Regions from separate parts of the Homo sapiens genome. Here region 2 is linked to region 1. The links are chromatin contacts, found by Hi-C or POLR2A ChIA-PET in ENCODE. All regions are on one chromosome and are shown on one strand. Each heading gives the region's core, a stretch centred on a gene start or an enhancer-like site at or near the end of the contact. The rest is flanking DNA. Distances are from core to core; before and after follow the strand shown.

Evidence for each region. A loop is a pair of places that touch in the nucleus more often than their neighbours do. ChIA-PET counts read pairs that join two places held with the same protein, here RNA polymerase II (POLR2A). Pooled maps may share reads with other maps.
Region 2: a loop to region 1 is called in a map of IMR-90, with 6 times the contacts of the local background. The contact joins the promoter of LINC02168 here to the enhancer-like site in region 1. A Hi-C loop is called at or near these places in 14 of 168 maps with a recorded cell type or tissue (Calu3, IMR-90, endothelial cell of umbilical vein and 5 more), 5 of 37 single-sample maps with no recorded cell type and 26 of 50 pooled maps. POLR2A ChIA-PET finds 5 or more read pairs at or near these places in 1 of 52 experiments (activated T-cell).

Annotation. Positions count from the first base shown.
Region 1 is chr16:50,587,739-50,590,930 of GRCh38, forward strand. The region is part of intron 3 of NKD1 (NKD inhibitor of Wnt signaling pathway 1); the gene reads left to right. Among named protein-coding and RNA genes, the nearest start is that of NKD1-AS1, 24 kb to the right of the region's middle. RefSeq lists an enhancer at 369-954. Within about 2 kb of position 1,418, at least 9 of the 41 ENCODE cell types and tissues checked have a DNase peak (open chromatin) inside an H3K27ac peak, as active enhancers do.
Region 2 is chr16:50,804,898-50,808,021 of GRCh38, forward strand. LINC02168 (long intergenic non-protein coding RNA 2168) reads left to right here and starts at 1,775. Exons shown (of 2, transcript NR_146573.1): 1 at 1,775-1,910; 2 at 2,521-2,732.

The sequences.
Region 1 (3,192 bases), core at 168-2,667:
CAGGTCTGTGGCCTATTAGGAACTGGGCAGCACTACAGGAGGTGAGCGTCTGAGCTCTGCCTCCTGTCAAAATCAGCAGTGGTATTAGATTCTCACAGAAGTGCAAACCCTATCGTGAACTGTGCATACAAGGGATCCAGGTTGTGTGCTCCTTATGGAAATCTATCAAATGCCTCATGATCTGAGGTGGAACAGTTTCATCCCGAAACCGTCTGCCGACCCCTCTCCCTTTGCCCCCATCCATGGAAAAATTGTCTTCCATAAAACCGGTCCCTGGTGCCAAAAAGGTTGGGGATCACTGCCCTAGTGCAGATGTCCTCAGGGCAGGTGTGGCTGATTTGGGTGGACAGCAAATGAAACGGGAATGGCTGGTGGCCTGGTACTGATGGGATTCCTTAATGTCCAGGCCACATTCATACATGGAAAGGAAAACTTACACCCTTCAGTATTTTGTTTATTGCTCAGTTCATTCAACTTACATATCTAATAGAGGAACCAGTATTTCTTAAAGATTTAAATGCTGATTTCAAGTTAACTTAAATAACTGGGACTGAGACTGCAAGTTTAGAATGACAGGTCACATACCCTAACAGCAGGTAACGGTAGTTATCAGCTTGTCTGCCCTTGCAAATAAGCCCATGCCAAAGCTATGCTGTTGAGGCTATAGCTTTAATCCATTGTTTTGCCATTGTTTCTGCATCTGACCCCACTGGGCTGAGATCTGTTCTTGGCTGAAATGAAGCAGCAGCTCAGCAGGGTGGCTAGAGCTCAGCCTCATGCCCAGGTAGGCTGGGTTGAAATCCCAGTGCTGCCACTTGTTAGCTACTTGTTCAAGTTTCTTTTCTTTTCTTTTCTTCTGCTTTTTTTTTTTTTTTTTTTTTTTTGACAGAGTCTTGCTCTGTTGCCCAGGTTGGAGAGCAGTGGTGTGATCTCGGTTCACTGCAACCTCCACCTCCTGGGTTCAAGAGAGTTCTTCCACCTCAGCTTCCCGATTAGCTGGGATTACCAGCGCCCGCCATCATGCCCGGCTAATTTTTGTATTTTTGGTAGAGATGGGGTTTCACCATGTTGGCCAGGCTGGTCTCAAACTCCTGACGTCAAGGGATCCACCTGCCTCAGCCTCCCAAAGTGCTGGGATTACAGGCGTGAGCCACCATGCCTGGCCTCATATTTCTTAACTACTGTCTGCCTCAGTTTCCTTGTTTGTAGAATGGGGAAGTAGCAACGTCTGCCTCATGGTTGTTGTGACGATTAAATGAGTTATAAACATGGGGCGCTTGGGAGGGCATCTGGCACATGGTCAGTGCGGCACACCATTTGGTCTTCCTATTTTGCTGTGACCTCACTGTGCCTAAAGGAAACCTAATGTCCTCTCCGACCCCAGCACTCAGATCTTCCTCGTTGCGCGGTGACTCTTGGTGAGCCTTGGGCCTGGCTGCTTCTCCCAAGATGGTTTAAACTCAAGCCCCTGTTCTTTAGACTAAGTTCCCCTTTTTAATACTATTTCTCATAGAACATTTCAGACAGACACGAAAGTAGAGAGAATACGGAAATGAGTTTCCTCGCGCCAGTCCCTCAGACGCAAGCACCAGTCGAGTTTCTTGACTTCCTTTTTAAGCATTAAACTTCACTGGTGGTGAAAAAGAGCTTTTTAAGCCCACGCCTTCCTCATGGGTTTTGTTTGGTTTTGCTTTTCTATAGCCCAGCATGCCCTGAGGTGCTGCACGGTGGAAGCTCTGGGCAGCTGGCACTTGCAGCCCACTCTAGTCAGCCTGGTCGGGGGCACCATTAAGACAGGGCTGTGCCTTGCTAGTTCCAACCTGTAATTAGTGGAGCCGCCCCGAGGGTTCATCCCTCCAGAGGTGGTGGCCCAAGTCTGGGTAGTTCACGCTCCCCTATAAAGGCAGCGGGCAAATGGATCATGTTGGAGGCCTTTGCTGAATGCTTTCTTTTCTTTTCTCTTCTCTTCTCTTCTCTTCTCTTCTCTTCTCTTCTCTTCTCTTCTCTTCTCTTCTCTTCTCTTCTCTCCTCTCCTCTCCTCTCCTCTCCTCTCCTCTCCTCTCCTCTCCTCTCCTCTCCTCTCCTCTCCTCTCTTTTCTCTTCTCTTTTTTTTCCTTTTCTCTTTTTGAGACAGGGTCTTGCTCTGTTGTTCAGGCTGGAGTGCAATGGCACCATCCCAGCTGACGGCAGCCTCCCATTCCTGAGCTCAAGCAATCCTCCTGCCTCAGCCTCCTGAGTAGCTGGGACTACAGTTGCATGCCACCATGCCAGGCTAATTTTTAAATTTTTTGTAGACAGGTCTTGCTATGATTCCCAGGCTGGTCTTGAACCCCTGGGCTCAAGTGATCCTCCTGCCTTGGCCTCCCAAAGTGCTGGGATTACAGGAATGAGCCACTGTGCCTGGCCCTGAACACTCTTTTGACCTTGATACTATAGGTGACCTCTCCTGCCAATCCAGCTTTCCCATTTTTGGAGGAGGCCCAACCTTTTCCAGAACTCTTGGGCTTAACCTCATCTCCCCATACTGATACTTTTGTGTTTGTTCAAATAATATTAGAACACATCAGATCCTCATGTAAGTCTGGCCTATGCCTGATGGAGGAAGAAAAAAATCCCCACATGTGTTCACACCCTCCTATATGTTAAAACCAACGAATGCTAAAGATGTTTAGAAACAGTCATCCTTCTTTTTCTTGAGATGGTCATCCTTCTTTTACATTACAAGTGTGTCTTTATGTACTTTATATTCACCTTCATTTTTATTTATTTAACAAGCATTTATATGGTGCTTCTAAGGAACTAGGTATTGTTTTCCAAGCGCTTTACAAATGTGAGCTAATTTAATGCTCCCAGCAACTCCACAAGGCAGATATTATTATTTGCCCATCATACAGAGGAGGAAACTAAGGTACAAAGAAGTTTATTAGTTTGCCCAGCATCACACAACCTGTAGGTGACAGAGCCAGGACCCAAGCCTCAGGCCATGTGGGGGCATGGTCTGGGCCCCACACCACCTGGCAATGCCGTTTGCTCCTTTACTGCCATTATGAGTTTGTGGCCATTAGCATTAAGCCTTTTTTTTGTTGTTGTTGTTGTTGAGATGGAGTCTCACTTTGTTGCCCAGGCTGGAGTGCAGTGGCACAATCTCGGCTCACTGCAACCTCCACCTCCAAGGTTCAAGTGATTCTTCTG
Region 2 (3,124 bases), core at 525-3,024, 220 kb after region 1:
CTAGGGAAGACTTATATAGTAGGATTAACACAAGTACATAGCATTTCCGCCATACAGATACGATAGACATAAAACCACGGTGGCAAACAGCAGCCCGTGAACCAAACCAGCTCAGCACCTGATTTTGTGAATCACATTTGATTGGAACACAGTCATGACCATTTATCTAAGTACAGGTTGAATATCCCTTATCTGAAATGTTTGAGACCAGAAGTGTTTCAGGTTTCAGATGTTTTTGGATTTGGGAATATTTGCAGTACCAGATGAGCAGCCCTAACCCAGAAATCCAAAATCCAAAATGCCCCAATGAGCATTTCCTTTGAGTGTCATGTTGGTGCTCAAGAAGTTTTGGATTTTGGAGCATTTCAGATATTTGGATTAGGGAGCATTTAAGATTTTTCAGATTAGAGATGCTCAGTCTATATTATCAATGCTTTTGTGCTACAATGGCTGAGTCAAATAGTTTTGACTGAACCCTTATGGCTCACGCAGTCATTAAATGGCCCTTCCCAGAAACAGTTTGCTTACCTTTGGCACAGAAAATGGTAAAATATAAAATAATTAGGAAGTAATGAGTTGCGAGTATTTGTTACCTTTATTTTAAGTATAATTTCATTTTAAGTTTATATAATTTGTAAGTTTATATACTTTGTTAGCTTAATAATTCAATAATAGATCCATCCAAGAACTGACTCGCAAAATTCCTGAAAATTTAATAATGGGCTCTTGTGAGCCATGGATGCCAGCTCCAGTTTACTTCTGCCATCATCTCAAACACACCTACAGGCACATATAGACTCCTGTGCGCTTCATTTTCTCCACAGCACTGATCCCCTGGCTGCATGGCTTATCGTGGGCTCCTCAGGACCTCCCCTAGTCCCTTTAATTGTCTTTCCTTACCACCTTGATCAGTGCCTGGCACAAACCTCCCGCCTCAGCCTCCTCAGTAGTTGGGACTGCAGGTGCACACCACCATGCCCAGCTGGCTTTTTACATTTTTGTAGAGAGGGGGCTCTCGCTATGTTGTCCAGGCTGTTTCAGCCTTTTATTCGTGGAAGCCCCACTGTCTATTGTCAGTGTGCTCAGAATTAGATTACTGTCCCCATTTCTTTTGAGAAAGCACAAGACGTCTCAGTCTCTAGTTCCCCAAATAATGCTTCCTCTCAGAAGTGGAGACATCGTAGGACTCCCCTGCTAGGGCTTTGATGAACTTTGAATGAAACCATGCACGGAAAGTGCTTATCACAGTGCCTGGCACTCCGTAGCCCCTGAGTAAACAGCAGCCACCAGTGGCAGCAGCAGCAGCATTAGTACTAATATCGTAAACATGAACTTGAGAGACAGGGTGCAAGTCTAATCAGCAGTTCTCTTTCTGCCTCTCATCTCCCTCCACGATCCTATTTTAAGCCACACTCTTTATCCTTTAGATGGTTTTATGAGATTGAGATTTTTCTCAGGCATCTTGTCCCTGAGTGCAGCAGCGCCATCTTGTGGTCATTACTGGTTATGGCGCTGTCCTAGATCTAAGCTCCCAAACTCCGAGCCGCAGCCAGAACCCAGGCTTGGGAGGCAGCAGGGATTTTGAAAGCCAATGTGGCAGTCGGGCCAACACACCAGATTACACACTACACCCTAAGAGGGTTTAAGTTTCCTCTGCGTCATTTCGGGACAGCTGCTTAGTGTTGACCATTTCTGTTTGTGGCTGTCCTCTCTCATAATGGGCTCTGTCTTGCCCTTTCTCTGCATCTGCTGCTCCCTCTGTCTTGAGCTTTCAGGCACCGTCTACAAACGGGGTTTAAAATGAGCTAGCGCCATCTACTGGGCGAATGCCGTAAGGTCGGTTGTGAGGTCCCGGAATCTGCAAAGGAATGAATGAATTACAAATCTGTGGCTTTATGGGGGGAATGTCGGTACGTAATAGGATTCTGATGTCACCTCCCTTTATTTGCGACCCTTTCTCAGTGTAAGCCTCATATCTACTGTGTTAACTTTAGTACAGGTTACTTTGTCAGGATCCCAATGTGAAAATCAACCACACTGTCTTCAGTGCTTCCCAGAGAGGGGTCTTTGGACCAACCTGCGTCGTAGTCATCCAGGGACATTTAAGAATGCAGGCTCCGGCTGGGCGTGGTGGCTCTCACCTGTAATTCCAGCGCTTTGAGAGGCTGAGGCGGGCAGGGCTTGAGGCCAGGACTTTAAGACCAGCCTGGGCAACACAGCAAGACCTTGTCTCTACAAAAATACAATAATAACAATAAAAATTAGACAGGTGTAATGATGCACTTCTGTAGTCCTAGCTACTTGGGAGGCTGAGGCTTGAGGATCACTTGAGCCCAGGAGTTGGAGGCTGTAGTGAGCTATGATCACACCACTGCACTTCACCCTGGGCGACAGAGCAAGACTCTGTCTCTAAAAAAGAGAATTTGGTCTTGGAGGCCCTGTGCAAAATCTACAGCATCAAGCTCTCAGGGTAGGGCCCTGGAATGTGCATTTTGAACACTTCCCCCTTTTCCCACCAAGAGAATCGGGCACACGCTGAAGTGTGAGAACCACTGCCATTATGGAGAAGAGGCTTCCCGCCCCCTCACCTGCCACTCTAGAAATCCAGAGAAGAGATTCCACTTGGATTAAGACTTGCATAAGTGGGGAGTTGAGTCCAGTCTCTTTCCCCCACTGCAATACCCTGTTGCGGTGACATGTAATAATAATAAAAAGACTTGCATGAACTCCTTTCTGTGCAAATGAGAGCAAGCATCTCTGACAAAACCACAGTGCCCCTGTCGCTCATTTTGTGTGTGGTTTCAGTGATAACAGACCCAAAGTCCTGGGACCAGCATCTGGCACACCATGGGGGCTCAAATGGGTCACTACTGCTGCTGTTACCTGTGTGAGGCCGGCTGGAGGCCTCCTCAGCATTCCTCACCCCCTCCCATCCACCTCTGCTTGGGAGGTGGGGGAAAATGGTTTATACTTTCATATCAAGGCTCGGCCTGCCACCTCGGGCCCTTCTCCCAGAGCAGGGCTCACTTCAAGCAAAGCACACAGCCATGTTGGAAAGATTCCAGTACTGAGGTCACCCCCTTCCTGGGTGGCACCTCTCTGAGCCTCAGTTTTCCCATTCCTA